2 separate regions of the Homo sapiens genome follow, and region 1 is linked to region 2. Evidence: chromatin loops called from intact Hi-C (ENCODE). Cell type or tissue: ovary. All regions are shown on one strand. Each heading gives the region's core, and the rest is flanking DNA. Links, peaks and the distances in the headings are about the cores only. Region 1 holds the start of LOC105371316 (a long non-coding RNA gene). Region 2 overlaps LOC105371317 (a long non-coding RNA gene).

Region 1 (8,626 bases), core at 130-8,129, 120 kb after region 2:
ACATAGCAGCAAATTCTGTTTTGATATAAGGAAGGACCTTCAAGTGTTTGTGATACCCAAATGTGGAACTACCCGACTCAACTGGTAGTGAGTTTCCTGTCACTGGAGCATCCTATCAAAACTGAAACCACCTGCCTTACTTAATGAAAATTTGAGTACTCACTAAGTGCACTGGGGTTGGGAGCAATGACAGCCTTTTAAGTGTAACATAAAACTGAGCCAAGGTTTTAATTAATCCCAGGACTTTGGGAGGCTGAGGAGGACGGATCACTTGAGGTCAGGAGTTTGAGATCAGCCTGGCCAACGTGGTGAAACCCTTTCTCTACTAAAAATACAAATTAGCCAAATACAAATTAGCCAGGTCGTGGTGGCACATACTCATAATCCCAGCTACTAGGGAGGCTGAGGGGGGAGGGTCGCTTGAACCGGGGAGGCGGAGGTTGCAGTGAATGAGATAGCGTCACTGCACTCCAGCCTGGGCAAGAGAGCAAAACTCTGTCTCAAAAAAAAAAAAAAAAAAAAAAAAGGAAAATGCAGGATGCAAAAGTATGCATACATCATGACCCTAATTATGCACATACATTTATTTATTCCCTATTTGTCTCATAAGAAGTATTGAAGACAACATGGATGAACACACCTGCATACGCACCCCGTATGCCTAAACAAGTCTTTGAAAATGTGAATGGTTATTCCTGGGTTGTAGGATTGTGGGTATTTTCAGTTTTTTACTTTATTTTTTTTTTCCAGTATTTTACAAGTTTAAAAAAAATGTCTCTATAACAAAGTGGGAGCCCCCAGAAGATCCGAAAGCAGTTGTTGGAATGCCTTAGGGACTCAGTGATGATTAGTTCCCTCTCTGCCTGCTTTCTCCCCATCTGCTTACCCCTACCAAATGAGCAGATCATGCAGGTCATTCTAGACAATGGGAAGTCAGTGCTCTCAGAGGGTCTCATGCCCTCTAGGGGTCCTGGGGCCAAGAAGCCGCTAGGGGTGCAGACCACCTGACCACTGATCATTCTTCTTTTGACGCAAACAAACAAGCACCTTCCCCAGGTTGAGCCAGGATCCCACCAGGTGTGAACCTAAGGAAGTGCTTGTCTGTCACTCTGGAAACTGGCTCAGGAAATCCCAGGTCTCTGAGAATGACTTCCAAACTCAAAATGCCTTGTTAAACACAGTTGCTCTGAATTCATCAGCTCAAGCCAAGCCTTGTCATAATCTCCAGAATCACAATGACTGAAACAGGGGGTGCTGATACCTCCGGTGTGCACATCAGGTTTACTTATACTTTTATAAAGAGGTTATTTGCAAAAGTGCAGTTAATCCCATCATGCTTTATAATTTAAATGTCACTACAAATGATGGCTGACATGCAACTGATTAACAGCAGCCTTTAGTGCCAAATTAATCAGCATCTAATCCAGAGGATGTATTAAGATGGAATAAGATTTTAAAAAAACATTCCTCCTTCCCAGCCCTCTCTGCTGTTATTTCAATAGAATGCCCAACTTTCCTATGCAGTTTGGGAGTTTGACTAAAAGGTATGTTTGAGTACTTTTCTTACATAGAAAGGACGCACAAATGATAAATTGTCAAAACAGAAGTGTGATTATCCCCTTTGGGGGAACTGAATTCCCTCCTCTTCCTTTGATGTGGCTGGGACGACCTGTCAATCATTCTGCCCAAAGATGCCTGATGGGGGAGATGGGTGAAGCCACATCCATCTATCTCCCAACATTCTAGAAAGATAAGCCATGTGTTGACAGTCCCAGGAGTTCCGGTCCTTCTGAAGGTATAATACATTTTTGATTTTACCTTTGATTCTGTGAGTGACCCTGTGTCCTTGCAATAAACTCTTTTTTTTTAAAGAGTTAGCCAGTGCTTGTTTTTATTGTTTGACAAAAAGAGTCTTGATATAAATGTGTTGAGGGAAAAGGATTCTAAAGTATTGAAAAGTTCTTTAAACAAACAAAAGATTAAAGAGTTAAAAGAGCTCTCCTCCCCAGGATTTCTACTAAAAATAAACAATATTTTCAAGGAAAACATGCTGAAAGAGTGGAGGATTTTCTCATGGGTCAGCTGCCATCTAGGTGTAAGTGAATTTTTCTGCCTTCCTTATCAAAGAGTCTTAATGATATTCTTCGGTACTTCCTGATTCTTAAACAAGGCCCTGGGGCTGGAGAACAGGCATCAGCCCTAAGTGTACATTTTAATTTCCTTCCTGAAGTTTTATCTTTGTTTTCCAGCATCTTTTGCCGTTCCTAACTCTGGGACCTTGGGATGTTACCTATTCCTGCAGGTGAGATCTCCTTCCTTACAGCCCAGGAGTGTAGGAGCCAGGGTGAAGTTCCAAGGGTAACTCTTACCTTCTAGTCTGGGAGAGACAAGATGAGACTGCTGACCTCCGTGGGCCTGATTGCCAGGCAACCCTCCGGCAAGGTCACCTTTCCTACCACCTCCGGCTATTCATATCTAAAAACCTTGTTCTCTTCCTTTTAAATGCATTTCCAAAGGTTATAGTACATGAAACAGAAGACTTAGCTCTCTGAGAGCTCAATTTTGACTTTGTAAAATTGAAAGCAATGGCTCCTATGTGGGAAAAAAAATGTCTCTTGAAACAAAATGAATAATTACATCATGCGTTCGTGATTATTACCAACATGTGTCAAAAGTGGAACTCACATGTCTTTACCATAATCCCCCATATTCAGTCTCCCACCTGCCGGAAGCTCAGTATTCTCAAAGAGGCAGCTTTCCCACTGGAAAGATGTGACTTCTGGGTCTTGAAGGCATAAATCTGTACCCAGAGGTGCTATGTATCCACGATGGTGGTTTTTAAACTTTATGTTTTTCTTTTTCTTTTTTTCTTTTTTTTTTTAAAGCAGCAGAACCTTAAATGATATATTATGCAAACACAGACCCTATTTACAGCTGGGGCAGAGTAAACAATGATTTCCAACAAGTGAAGTTTAGCTGACCTAGATATTTGCATATCTTTAAATAATATTCCGATTCTTTATTACTTTCACTGTGGAAGGTGAAATGTTGATGTTGTGCTTCTCTGCCTTGATTGATCTCTCTCTTTTTTTGTTTTTTTTTTGAGATGGAATCTTGCTCTGTCACCAGGCCTGAGTGCAGTGGTGCGATCTTGGCTCACTGCAACCTCCGACTTCCTGGTTCAAGCGATTCTCCTGCTTCAGCCTCCTGAGTAGCTGGGATAACAGGCATGCGCCACCAGGCCCGATGATTTTTGTATTTTTAGTAGAGACGGGGTTTCACCATGTTGGCCAGGATGGTCTCGATCTGTTGACCTCGTTATCCACCTGCCTCGGCCTCCCAAAGTGCTGGGATTACAGGCTTGAGCCACCACACCCGCCCTGATCTCTTGATTTCATAGGTCAAGGTAGAGTGGTTACCTGTGACTCAGATAAGCACTCTATTCAAAGCCTACCTGCTGGGATCACAAGAGACCATGACCCAGTCATCCTCATCTTCCTCTTTTTGACATAACCAAGTTTCACAGAAGTTCCTGGTCAAGTAATAATGATGCCCAAGTTGGATCGAGTGCTTGCTGGGTGCCAGACACAGCTGCATTTGCCATCTTATGCAGTGCTTACAACAGTCCTAGAAAGGAGGAATTATTTTACTATGGACATTTTACTGATAAGCAAACTGAGGTTCAGAGAGGTTGACTAACTCACACAAGATCACACAGCAAGTAAGGGGCACCCTGCGATCTGTACCCTGGTGGAGAACTTTAGAGCCACACTGGTAAGCACCACCACCTGGAGCTCCGCAAACCCTAACTGGGTGCAGCAATAGCAAGTCCTCTTTCCCCTTTCCGCTTCCTTCCCTTGCGGTTCATCTCTGTTCTTCCCTTCTCTCCTTCTCCCTTGCTTGGAGACAGCCTGATCAATTTCTTCATCTTACTAGGAGCCCCAGGGGCTGCTGACACCCACTGTCTCTTTTGCTTAAATGGAAACATCACCAGGGCCAGGTCCTGGCATGCACTCTGGGAAAGATAAGGTGGAAAGTTTACACACCAGAGCTTCCAAGGAATGTGCAGAGAAAGCGATTTGTGATGTGTGATTTGAAACACCAAACTCCTTCTGGGCTCAGAGCTATGTCCTACCTCTGGGAGCTGCTGGATCCGTCTCTGCCCTCATGGCTGGGTCATGCGTGCCTATTTTAGGAGGAACTCTCCTTTTAAGGGGAGTCCAGCTGGCGGATGTTCCTCTCCAGCTTCCTGCAGTCCCAGACACTGGGCTTCTGCCAATGTCAGCCTGAGGTGGAAGCCATGCAGGCAAATAGTTTGCCCAGGTCCTGATGCTTCCAAAATCCTGTTGGTCCACCAAATTCCTTCTTCCCATTGTGCCCCAAGGTTGCTTCCGCCCACTGCATCCCAATGTTTCCCCTCTTCCACTGTACCCCATGGCTGCTATCATAGGCCTCCCATCTCCATCTAAATGTAGCCTGGTCAGATGGAAAAGGGGAGGCCCTGACAGCAGGAAACCTGCTCCCACATCCCTTCCTTTACCTCCAGTTCCGACACAGCACAGGGCAGGGCTGGACCCAAGCTTAGGTTCAGCAGCAGGCTCAGGGGTGGCGCACTGGGGCTCTAGCAAGACCAGGTCTGGAGATGAGCCTGGGGGCAGCGAGCATACTGGTAGCGTCTGTAGCTTAGGCAGGGAGGTCACATGACAGGAACCAGGCAGCCCTGTGGACCTGGGCAGGCAGGAGAAGAGAACATGAATTTTTAGAATATAGGATGTGGGAGGCAGTCAGAGGTTTCCAACCAGCACTTCGTTTCATTTGTCATGACAGAATGGACCCTAGAATCTTTAATGTCCCTAGAATGACCTTAGAATGTCTCCTGATTCCAGTGGCTTTTACCTCTTAACCCTTTCCTTGCTCACTCAAAGTGAATTTCCCCATCCCTCTTCTCAGATGACATGTGGCTTATTCCAGCCATCCCAGCACAGTCCATCCTGTCTCCATAGTGAAGACTTAGGCATATTTCCTGTGCACTCCCTTTCTCCAGCTCAACTCACCATGGGTCATCAAGCTCTTTAATGGCGGGGGGGCTGGATCCCAGGCTTTTGGGAGCTGTACCCAGCAGTCTGGAGATCCTGGTGGGTATGGGTACCTGCGGAGAGTCAGCAGCATCACCAGATGGCAGAGAGCCTAGTGCCAGTGGCCAGAGGGCAGGAACAGGGTCAATGACTGGAGCTGCACAGCGGAAGCAGGTATCGGAGGGATGCACATGGAAAGCCTCACTGTTGGTCAGAACTCTCCGGCAGCAAGTGGCAGAAACCCGCCTTCATCTGGGTTAAGAGATAGAGGGGATTTGTTGGAAAGCACTGGGGTAGCCACAGATGGGAGGAAAGAGTTGCTTTCCATATATCCCTCATTGCTCCTGGGCCCCCTTCTCTCATCCCCTAGAAGCACTTGTCTGGAAGGGCCCTGGAAGTGATGCCTCCTAACACACCATGCACTGGGCATCTCACTCACTTCATCTTGTCCCAGCCCTGGCAGAAAGCCCCAGCCACACACCCCTAGTCCTCCAGCTCCAGCTGGAAACATCTCAGGGAAGGACCCTGTTGGCTTGAGTCACATGCACAGCTTGCGTCTCAGTTTGCCTCAGACTTAAGTGGCTGGTGGAAGTGAGAGATCTCTAAAGATTCACCCAATCCCATTGTTCTAAGGTAATAAATCCTATAATTGCTGTATCCTCAGAACCCAGCACGGGGCACTGCATACGGTAGATCTGCTTAACCATGTACCAAATGCATCCGCCTCTTCCCCAACATCCATTACTACTGGAACCCACCAAGAACTGAATTCCATGGTACTTCTCAGGATTCTTGAGGTCTGGACTAAGCCCTGGATTGGGAAAGACGTGTTTATGATGCAGACCAGTTGGGGAGATTTTTCTTGAAGGAGCAGCAGCTTGGGAATAGCTGACCTGGTGAGAGCATTCCTCTTCATCTTGGCTCTGTCTGCTGTAGTTGGGGGTGAGTAGGGGTTTCAGCAGTAGAGGAATGGGAGCCCAGAGAGACGGTGATGAATGAGAAGGAGACAAACAGCTCTAGCCTGTGTGCTCCTGTCTTGTTGAGGCTGAGGGCCTGCAGGGACATTCTGAGTGAAGAACATGCCAGGCCCACCTGTGGACTCCAGTCGCTGGTGATGAAGGTAGCCAGATGTGGGTGTCGGTTAAAGGTGAGGGCTTGGGGGAGGTGGGAGAACAACCCACCGTCATCTCAGCCCCATTTCCCCTTTAGGAGGCTGAGAAGGGCTAATTAGAAATTTTGCCATCAGAGAGAGCAATGAGGTTTCCTACAATAGAGTCACAGTGTGAGCACCTGAGGTTGAATGTCCTTGGACCAGCTGAGCCTCAGTCTTACCCTCTGTAAGATGGACATGATGGCACAATCTACCTGATAAGGGTATCCCTGAATAGTAAGTGCACAAACATTAAGCTTAATTTCAGTCATTCTGTCATTTTTGATTGAGGCATTGCTTTGTGAAAAGTTCTATCATAAATTCACAATTTCAAAACTGAGCGTGTGGAGCTCTGGACTCTTGGAGTGACTGCCAAGGCCAAGGTTGGGGGCGTAAAATGAGGGCATCAGCGTGAGTCTGAGCTCTGTCTTCTGATTTCAGCCAGGCCAGCTCCACTCACACAGGTTTTCTGGGTTGGGGCTCCCTGTCAGATTTCATGTGCTGCTCTAAAGCCTATCCACAACTGACAGCAAAGTAGAAGGAACATGGGATCTGCATCAGCCTGTTCAGGTTCTTGCCCAGCAGCTCCACTGTATATGGTTGTGTGGAGGATCAGGATGCCGATGTCCCAGGATCTGAGATGAGTGCTCCTCTAAGTGAGCCCAGTGACACCCATAGAAACTGTGGGAGGTGGGGTGGGCGCCTCCTGCCATCTGGATGCAGTAGCTAGAGCTCAGCTAGGGTGGGTAACTTATTTAGGGTCCCATGGGTAGTAAGTGTGGGGAATTGAGATTCAAGTCTGGAAAATTCTCAGTTCCCGGGACATATGCTACTGAGCAGCCTCTCACCTGACCTCAAGCCTGGTGTGGCTTTTTCTTTAGTTGACAAAGAGGCACTGAATCTCTGTTAATTTGGGGAAGGCACTGCATCTCTTTGTTAATTTCCCTGCTCTGGCTCTTCTCTATCCTGCCTTCCACTCCATTCCTCCTCCTTCAACTTCACCTCCCATTTTCATCCGTTCTCTGCTCAGTTTTCTTTCTGCTTCATCCATGACCTCCTGGAGGCTCCTGGCTTATTATCTTGGAATGACCGAGGACAAAGAGGTCTGCTTCATAAAATTCGAGGGTCCCTGTTAGCACTGAACTTGACATTTGCACCCTATCTGTATCTGATGGGTTCTCTTCCCTCTGTGCCCTACTGTTCCACAGCTAAGCAAACCTCCCCAGGTCCAAAATTCAACTCTGTGTCCCATTTAGTGAATAAGACGATGCTTCTTTGGTGACCCATCCACACCAGGGTGGGTCCTGGTATTAATAATAAAAGATGTCCCAGGTTCCATTGAATCCATTAATGTTTCTAACTTAGCTGACTCATTGTGTAGAATATGCATGACTAATCCATCAAAAAAGAGAATTCTCACATTGCAAATTTTTGTATGTTTATAAGAAAGTTAGATTTTCTTGTGCTTTTCTCCCCACAGCACCTGTCATTCTGGATAAGGATAGCATGTTCATAAAAGGGAAATGAGTGGAGAAGGAGGGAAGGAGTTGTGAGCAAAGCATTTAAAGCGTTGCCAGAATATAAGCAACAGTGCTTCATGTCGTGAAAAACTGAGAAAAGGAGTCTTTATGTACAGGAAGAACTCAGCAGCTGACCTCAAGAAGAAAGGAAAACATCCTCTCTTCACTTTTCTCTGGGATGCCTGTGCCCAGGGTCTTGAGTTTCCGACTGGGGCATAATGGATTTTTGGTGGCCTGTGACTTTATTATGGGTCTTTTCCCAAAGTGTTTTGAAATGGTATGAAAGAGTGTATTCAGTTAGAAACCTTGAGTTCTACTCCCAGGCTACTTAGAGGTTGTTTTGCAAACTTGAACAAGTCAAGTAAACCTGACTTCAACTCTACGCAATGGATTATGCAATGGTTGAAGTTCTAAGCTTGGAAGTTTCCAATGAGAACAAATAGGGGTGGTGAGAGCTGCCCTGCCCCTTTCAGGGACATTAAGAGGGTCACCAGGCAGGTGAATGTGACAGTGCCCTAAAGTTATGAAGAAATCTGTGCAAAACTGTATGTTGTTATAGTTCTTCTTGGGGCTGATGCACCGTGACCCCTTCAACAGTTGATGAATCATGGGATAATTGTTGATGAGTCATGGGATAGGTGCTGCTTCAAGGGATGTGGATGTAGGTTGGACAGAGGCCGACCCCAACTCTCTACTCATTTGCACTGTGCATGGCAAATTTGTTCTGGGAGTTTCTGCTTTGCTCCTGTCTTAAGCCATCAGACCACGTGTTCAGTAGTCCAGCCCTGGCCACAGCCTCTCTGCCTGGCTGGGCCCAGGCTACTTCTAAACTCTCTGTTTTTTTTATTTTATTTTATTTTTATTTTTTTTTATTTCAGATT
Region 2 (8,626 bases), core at 109-8,108:
CTAAAGAGAAGACAAGTTGACTAAAATGACAGCTATCATTACTGCCCATCTGCTTGGCATGTATGCAAAAATAATAATAACATTGAAACAACTACTTGATAATGCCCAGGCTGCAGGGTCTCTCCCCATCCAGTGATATAGAAACGGTGCAGATTGTTCCAAAGAGCAATTTAGCACCATTCATTGAGCTTTAAACAAGCTCCTATCGTTAGATCTAGCAATTGCTTTTCTAGGATGAAAGTCAGTTAAATCACAGATGTGAAAAGATTTATGCTGAGGTTATTTATCATTGGATATAGTAGCAAAACTTTGGAAAGACTCCTAGTGTCCAACCATTGGGAAGTGGTTAAATAACTTCTGTCCATCCATTCGTTCAATGGAATGGTATGCAGCCATTTAAAATGGTGCTCGTGTGCATTTTTGCTGCCATGGAAACATAATAATCATGGTAATAGTGTTTATAATGTGCCAGACACTGCTCTAAGACTTCACAAGGAATAACTCAGTTATTCCTCCCAGCAACCTTGTGGTGCAGATGCAATATCAGAATAATCCCCAAGTTACAGATGGAGAAGCAGCAGCCAGTAAGGCAATGAGCCAGGACTTATAGCCCACATGGCATTGAGTGTTTCCTAACTGTTTACCACTCTGCCTCTCACTGTGACCACAGAGATGGAAAAATCAAAGACATGAAACTGCATGTCCAGGTTATCCCAGTTTTGCTGGGAAAGATGTTTATTATGCTTAGAAGAAAGACTGGAGAGGAAAACATCTGCGATGTTGGTAGCTCTGAGTGGTAGGATTAGGAGTAGTTCTCCTCTATTTTTGGATTTTCTAGGTTCTTTACAACAATTGCTGTATTAGCTTTATAATAAAAATAGAGAAAGTGAAGGGGGGAGGTCTTACAGTTGCTGAGATGTTGAACTTCACTGTCTACTACCTGTGTGACCTTAGGAGAGTTACTTTACCTCTCCGAACTACACTTACTTAGCTGGTAATTGGGAACCACCTAGTTTTTAGGATTGTTGTGAGGATAAGAAACTCTATAGGGATGGTCCTGAGCATGTTTGTGGTTAGGTCTATTTCTTGCCTTTCCCTGACTCTGGTCTGTAGGACAGGGGAATGGGATGATCCCCAGAGGCTCCTGTGTCAGCTGGCTTCCAGCTGGGCTCAGCCAGTGGGAAGCACTCTTAGGAGATTGCCGGGTAGGAGGAAGAGAGAAGCCAGCATTTTCCTCCCCCTGTCTCTGCCTCCAGTGTGTTCTCAGGCAGTGGTTGTATCTCCTCTGTGGTTTTGTGTTTTCAGCTCCTGCCATGGAAGTCCTCTCAGGTTCCAGCCTCCATTGGGTGATCCCAGCTCTGGGCTCCAGTAACCCCACTTCTTCCCTCTGTGCCTCCATCCTAGAGGTGGGAGTTTCCTGCTATTTCCAACTTTTGGATTGCATCGCTGTCCCCTGGTACTCTTCTATTACTTGTTCAATTAGTCTGGGTTCTCCAAAGAAACAGAACCAATAGGAGATACACACACACATAGGTACACACACACATGCAAACATAGAGTTGGCTCACACAATTATGGATGCTGAGAAGACCCAGGATCTGTGGTTGCCAAACTGGAAACCCAAGAGAGCTTGTGGTGTATTCCCTGGTTGAGTCCCAAGGCTTGAGAACCAGGATTACTAATGGTGTCAGTTACAGCCTGAGTCCAAGTCCAGAGGCAGGAGGCTGGTGTTCCAGCTAGAAAACGTTAGGCAGAGACAGCAAATTCTCCCTCATGCCACCTTTTTGTTCTAGTCAGGCCTTCAATGGGTTGGATGGGAACTACTCACATGGGGGAGGGCAATTTGCTTTACCCAGTCTATGGATTCAAGTGCTAAACTCATCCAGAAACACCCTCACAGACACACCCAGAATAGCTTTTAACCAAATATCTGGGCACCCTGTGGCTCAGTCAAGTTGGCACAAAATTAGCCATTTTACTTGTATAACCAGTTCTCTACATTAATTCAATTTAAGTGATTTCTGTTTCCCTGGTTGGGCCTTAACTGATACAGAGATGAAAAAAGGTTTGGTTTTGACCTTGGTATTCAGCTTTGAATGGCTGAACAGCCAAACGCCTAGTTCGGTGTCATTTCCGGGATCTGTAAGGTTGTGAGTCATCAATGATTGAGTGATCATTTATATAACAATAAGTAATGATATGAGATGGTATATTTTTGGATTCATTGTTACTATCTAAATATCCACTTTCAAATATAGGTAAGCTTTCTGAAAGTATTCTAGAGTGATTTTTTTGGGGGAGAGGGGGTAGAAACAGGGTCTTGCCATGTTGCCCAAGCTGGTCCTCAACTCCTGGCGTCAGTGATCCTCCCACTTCAGCCTCCAGAAATGCTGGGATTTCAGGTGTGAGCCACTGTGCCCAGTCGATTTTTTTTTTGTTTTAAAATTTTATCAATTGTTGGAAGTATAAATTGTTGTGAGAGTCAAGTGTTGCAATAATTAATTTTGATTATGAGAGTTAATTCGATTTACTAAATCATCTTAAATTTTTTCAATTGACAAATAAATAGGGGGACAGAGTTACAATTAATATAAATATTGAGAGTATTAGCTAGATAGCTTTAGGAAGAATATTATTTCCTTTCTGAGCCAAGCAATGCTTATAAAATTTAAATAATAATACAGAACAGAATAATAGAAATTAGATTATATCACAATTACAATATTTGTAGAACCTGCATTCATAATATTCAACAAAATAAACTTTAATAACTGCTTTTAATTTTTAGTTGTATAATTCTATCTAGGAATTCTATCTAGGTCATGAGGATTTCAAGAAAATATTAGAGTTTTTTTTTATATACTGAGAGAATGAATTAGAAATGGAATGTCACCTTTGCTACCTCAAAATAGGAGGAAAAATTCTGAAGTTATGTATGATGTTCATGATAAAACTGATTCAGATGTAATATAAGAATATAGGTATAAGGAAAAAAAGAAAATCCTAGAGAAAGATGAAGCAAGCCTCAAATATCTTGCTTTTCTCTTGACTTCAGTAGAGAGAGAGAGCATTTATTTAACATCACAAATTTGGCCAGGTACAGTGGCTCATGCCTGTAATCCCAGCGCTTTGGGAGGCCGAGAGGGGCTGATCACTTGAGGTCAGGAGTTCGAGACCAGCTTGGCCAGCATGGTGAAACCCTATCTCTGCTAAAAATACAAAAATTAGCCAGATGTGGTGATGGGTGCTAATAGTCCAGCTACTCGAGAGGCTGAGGCAAGAGAACCACTTGAACCCGGGAGGTGGAGTTTGCAGTGAGCCAAGATTGTGCCACTGCTCTCCAGCCTGGGCAACAGAGTGAAACTCTGTTAAAAAACAAACACACACAAAAAAACCACCACCACCACCAAAAAACAAACACAAATTTAGCTAAGAGGCCATAGGGCCACCCAGTCACTGACAGTTCTGAGAAATTTTTGTTTCTGCCCGAAGACATTGAATGTTCAAAATGTGACTACTGAAATGTAAATAAAAAATAGTAAGATTAAGGAATTTCTAAAACGAAATGACAGCATTGTTCCTGTCTAGATTTGTGACCCCCTCCCAACCCGCCAGTCGCAGCTTTGCTTCCTTCTAGTTTGAAAGCATCCCCAGAGAGAGCCCTCTCCCTCGCCCCTCCCTGTCCCTGCCTTTGCTGGGTGCAGATCCTCTGGATCTGGAAGCAGCATCAGAATCTGAGCATCCCGAGTTGCTTAGCAGCAGCTGGAAGAGATATGAGACCCCAGCATGGACCAAGGCCTTCTGAGGCTTGGACAAATGCTTCCAAAACAAACTGTGAAGTCTTTATTTATTGGATGACTTTATTTGGTGCTTCCTAGGTGCCAAATATCTCACTACATATCTTTCCCCCATTATCTAATCCTACCACCCAGCAATCCATGAGATCATCCCTCTCTGCATTCCCATTTTACAAATGAAAAAACAGGCTCACACAGGCAAAGTAATTTGCCCCAGGCCGCCTGGCCTGTTGGTGGCAGAACCGGGACTTGAACCCTGGCCCTTCTGACTGCAGAACACATCCACTTAACTGCCCTGGTAGCATGCCTTCTCCCAGAATATTCCAGACCGTGCAACCCAGCATTGCCATTTTGCTGACAGAGAAAAGGAGAGGCATAGTTTCAAGGTCCCCACCCAGAAGGTCAGCGGCATTGTTGGTTTGAATTTCAAGTCTGAGCCTGGGGCATGCAGACCAAAGCCAAGTGCAGGGGAACAATATCTGCTTTGTGCATTCTCCATCCCTGGAAGCATCAGGCATGCAGTCCGTTGGGATAGATCCTGCAGGCTTTAGGGAGCTCTCCACCAGGGAAATAGTTACAGAAAAACAATCCATTTGGTGCCAGTTGGAGAGGAAAATGCTGGTTGCTTTTTAATTTACCTTGTGAAATAGCTGCTGCTGGGACGGAGCTGTGGCCACGAGATCACGGGGCTAAGAGCCAGGCACTTTGGCGCTGGATCCCTCCTCTGGATAACATGGGGTGTTTGAGAACACTGTCTGGATGTTTCCTGTTGACACAACTTTGTAAAACTCTCTGAGCATTGTCAAGCACATTCAGGAGCCGGGGCTTTTTGCTTCAAGGCATGTTAATTACTCAGTGAACTAGCAGTGCAGTGGGAGAGGCAGGGTGGGGCTAAGGGGACATCAGCAGTCTGGCTGGAATGAAATGGCCCAGATGTTGTTGCTGCCCCCAGCCGTGCTCTGATACATCCGGCAAACATTCCAGGGCCAGTGCTGTCCAATGGAAACATAATGTGAGCCATGTATATAATTTTGAATTTTTTAGCAGCCACATTAAAAAAGAGAAGGAAACTGGTAGAATTCATTTAAAAATATATTTCATTTCATGTAATATATTCAAAATAGTATCATTTCAACATGTAATCAGTATAAAAACTATTTTTTTTTTTTTTGAGATGGGATCTTGCTCTGTCACCCAGGCTGGAGGGCAGTGGCGTGATCTCAGCTCACTGCAGCCTCCAACTCCCGGGCTCAAGCGATCCTCCCACCTCAGCCTCCTGAATAGCTGGGACTACAGGCTCAAGCCACCATACCTGGCTAATTTTTAATTTTTTTTATTTTTTGTGGAGACAGAGTCTCACTGTGTTGCCCAGGCTGGTCTCAAACTCCTGGCCTCAAGTAATCCTCCTGCCTTGGCCTTCCAAAGTGCTGGGATTACAGGCATGAACCACTGTGCCTGGCCTGTAAAGCTATTAATGAGTATTTTATATTCTTTTTATGGCACTCAATCTTGGACATCCAGTGTGCATTTTATACCTACAGCATGTTTCAGTGTGGACTAGCCACATTTCAAGTGCTCAGTGCTACAGGTGGTATTGCTTCTCTGCCTGTGGTGCAGCTCTTGCCATCCCTCTCTGCTGCTCAAAGACCTTCTGTGGCTCCCGACTTGCCTAACCTGTTGGAGTCAGTCATATACTGCAGTGATTTGTGTTTCGGACTTCCTCTCTCTCCACCACCAAGAAAGGTGGGTACCTTTAAGGAAGAAAAAGAGTTTTTATTATGGTGTCTATTAGGGGCATTTATTATGTATCTACTGTGGGTGCAAAGGGAAGGCTTTCCGGCTTTGCCCTCAGAAGATTTGCTGAAAAATCAACTCACAAAAAGGCAGATTACTAAGAGAAAAGGCAAACAAATTTATGACTACTGTGCACACAGTGAGAATCCCAGTGATTGATCAGTGGGATACAGATGCTTATATACCCTGCTTTCTTAGGGGAAAGGGAGATGGGGAAGTGTGGGTGATTTTAGGGGGATAGTAAGTGATTTTTCTGAGAATTCAGTGGGCTTGAAGAACATACAATAGCCTGCGACAAAATCGGTTGGGTCCGCAGAGCAAACAATGGTTTGTGACCAAAGTCTGTCTAGTAGGTGTGTAGACAGTCTTTGGTTTTCCTTCCTGTGATATGGGTTCAGTTAGTGAAATTTCAGGGAAGGGATCAGAGGTAATTGTTTTCTTCTTTGGGCAAATAAGGGAGCTTCAGCCTGTGCTGTGGGAGAGGTAGAGAATTTAGAGACAGGAAGGTTGGGGAGGAAAAACAATTGCTGTCCTTCGTGGGTCCATCCTGTCTTTATGCAGATCAGGAAAAGTCTCTTCTAGCATCTGTCTCTTTTAGCAAAAGTCTGTTCTAGCATCTGAAGGCCTTCTAAGGACCTTCAGTACAAAACACGCATTATCCCAGGGAGCAGTATTTTGGGGTGAAACTCTTCACACTCCTTTACTACTATGTCCTAGTTTTAAGTCCCTTGACTAATTGTGTTTTCCACAATAAATCTTACTGCGACACATGCCTGCATAAGACATTGCGTTAGGTGCTTTAAGTAATTTTCCTTTTTTTGAGATGGAGTCTCTCTCTGTTGCTCAGGCTGGAGTGTAGTGGCGTGATCTTGGCTCACTGCAATCCTGGGTTCAAGAGATTCTCCTATGTCAGCCTCCCTAGTAGCTGGGATTACAGGTGTGTGCCACCATGTCGGGCAAATTTTTCTTTTTTCTTTTCTTTTTTTTTTTTTTTTTCGCAGAAATGAGTTTTCAACTATGTTGCCAGGCTGGTCTTGAATACCTGACCTCAAGTGATCTGCCCACCTTGGCCTCCCAAAATGCTGGGATTACAGGTGTTAGCCACCACGCCCGGCAGCTTTGTGTAATTTTCTAATTAAATTATCAGTACAACTCCATGAGGTAGGTATTTAATTTCCATTTTACAAATGGAAAATGGAGGCTAAGAGAGCTGAAGTTGAATCCAGATCTGTGGGACTCTAAGTTGCTCTTTTAGCGACGTTGTGCTGAGCCCGGACAGGTTTGGATTCTCAGAAAACATGTATTAAATGTCCTGACTGAGACAACAGTTTCTTGCCTCTTTCTTGGGATGAACAGCAGACGCGTGGAGGCGGCAGAAGGGGCTGGGATGTCTACTGACATGTGTGTTTTTCTTGGTCATCAGGATGCAATATCAGCTTAGGCCCAGGAGTGCTGAGAGCAGCCTCTTTGGGAACTGGGTTGAGCACAGCCAGTGCTCTCAGCAGCCAGGCAACAAATTGGAAAGCCTCAGTCTGTGCCTGATAAATGCCCGTGGGTGGGTTTCCCCTCCCCTCCCGGCATCAGGCTGATAACTGGCGCTCTGCCCCTCCGGCTTCCCGAGACACTGCTATTTACGTGATGCATGATTCACACTCATTTATTGCCAGAGAGTACGATGCTTTGCCTTGGTACTTTATTGAGAGCACAATAAAAATAAAGATGAGCTACTAATAAAATGTCAAAAGAAAATGTCAATTAGTATTACCAAAAAGAAAAAAAAAAGAGAGGCTGATGTTATTGTACATCCTCTCAGTGAATTCCCTCTAATTAGTCAAATAAATATGCAGTCCTCCCACTTGGGTGTGTGTTTGTTTGCTTTAAAACATTGTAATTACATCCTCCGCTTTGGAAACTTCTGGGAACCGGAACCTCCACACATGGGCTTTAGCTAGGACGACGTGAGCCAGCACTTTGGCTGGGATGAAACTCCATGCCTGTGTAAGTTACTGGGCTAAACATTCAGAAGCAGGTTGTGTCTCACCCTGCCGTCACTCAAACTCCCACTGTGGCTCCCTAAGGCTGTGACATCAACACCAATTCCACTTCATACAGTGCAAGGGAACTGGGCAGGGAGAGGTGAGTTCTGCATGATCTTGAGACAACCTCTAACCCCTCCACGCCTCTGTTTCCTCTTTGGTGAAAGAAAGCAGTTCTAGCTGCTCCCAGCCATGAGGCAATCATGATTTCCATGGCCAACAACTGGCTCTCCCCATCCTTCCAACTTATCCATATTTCCCTCTTCCTGCAAGAAAACATTAGAACTTCAGTTGATATTTAGTTTATATTGACTTCTTCTATTTTTGTATATATTTAATGTATGTAAATCTATGCTAGGAATAGAGAACACGTATTTGACAAAGAAATACATACGTTAGTGATGTCTCCTGAAAAAACTTTTTATTAAAAAATCTGTGTTATTTAAGGCCGGATATGGTGGTTCACGCCTGTAATCTCAGCACTTTGGGAGGCAGAGGTGGGTAGATCATTTGATGTCAGGAGTTTGAGACCAGCCTGGTCTCTACTAAAAATACAAAAATTAGTTGAGTGTGGTGGCACACACCTGTAATCCCAGCTATTCAGGAGGCTGAGGCAGGAGAACCACTTGAACCTGGAAGGTGAAGGTTGCAGTGAGCCGAGATCAGGCCACTGCACTCCAGCCTGGGTGACAGGGTGAGACCCAGTCTCAGAAAAAAAAAAAAAAATCTGTGTGATTAAAAAAGAGACAACTAGTTTACAGAACAAGGGCTCTCTATATATTTATTTATTATTATTATTTTTTAAGATGGAGTTTTGCTCTTCTTGCCCGGGCTGGAGTGGAGTGGTGCGATCTTGGCTCACTGCAACCTCTGTCTCCCAAGTTCAAACAATTCTCCTGCCTCAGCCTCCTGAGTAGCTGGGATTACAGGCACCCACCACCACACCTGGGTAATTTTTTATTTTTAGCAGAGATGGGGTTTCACCAAATTGGCCAGGCT

Evidence for each region. A loop is a pair of places that touch in the nucleus more often than their neighbours do. Peaks named below come from ENCODE experiments on the same cell type or tissue, not always from the same donor. Only the 100,000 strongest peaks of a DNase experiment are listed, where the experiment ranks them.
Region 1: it touches region 2 in a loop (3-fold over the local background); 3 of 110 quality-filtered maps call a loop at or near these places.

The regions. Positions count from the first base shown.
Region 1 is chr16:66,131,111-66,139,736 of GRCh38, reverse strand. It overlaps LOC105371316 (a long non-coding RNA gene), which reads right to left and starts at 4,755. Exons shown (of 3, transcript XR_933684.2): 1 at 4,541-4,755; 2 at 3,455-3,627. In ovary, for the core only: no CTCF peak of the experiment used is centred there; a DNase peak (open chromatin) is centred at 4,206; H3K27ac peaks cover 2,088 bases.
Region 2 is chr16:66,246,848-66,255,473 of GRCh38, reverse strand. All of the region lies in intron 1 of LOC105371317 (a long non-coding RNA gene), which reads left to right. Among named protein-coding and RNA genes, the nearest start is that of CDH5, 120 kb to the left of the region's middle. In ovary, for the core only: no CTCF peak of the experiment used is centred there; DNase peaks (open chromatin) are centred at 4,503, 7,103 and 7,553; H3K27ac peaks cover 3,904 bases.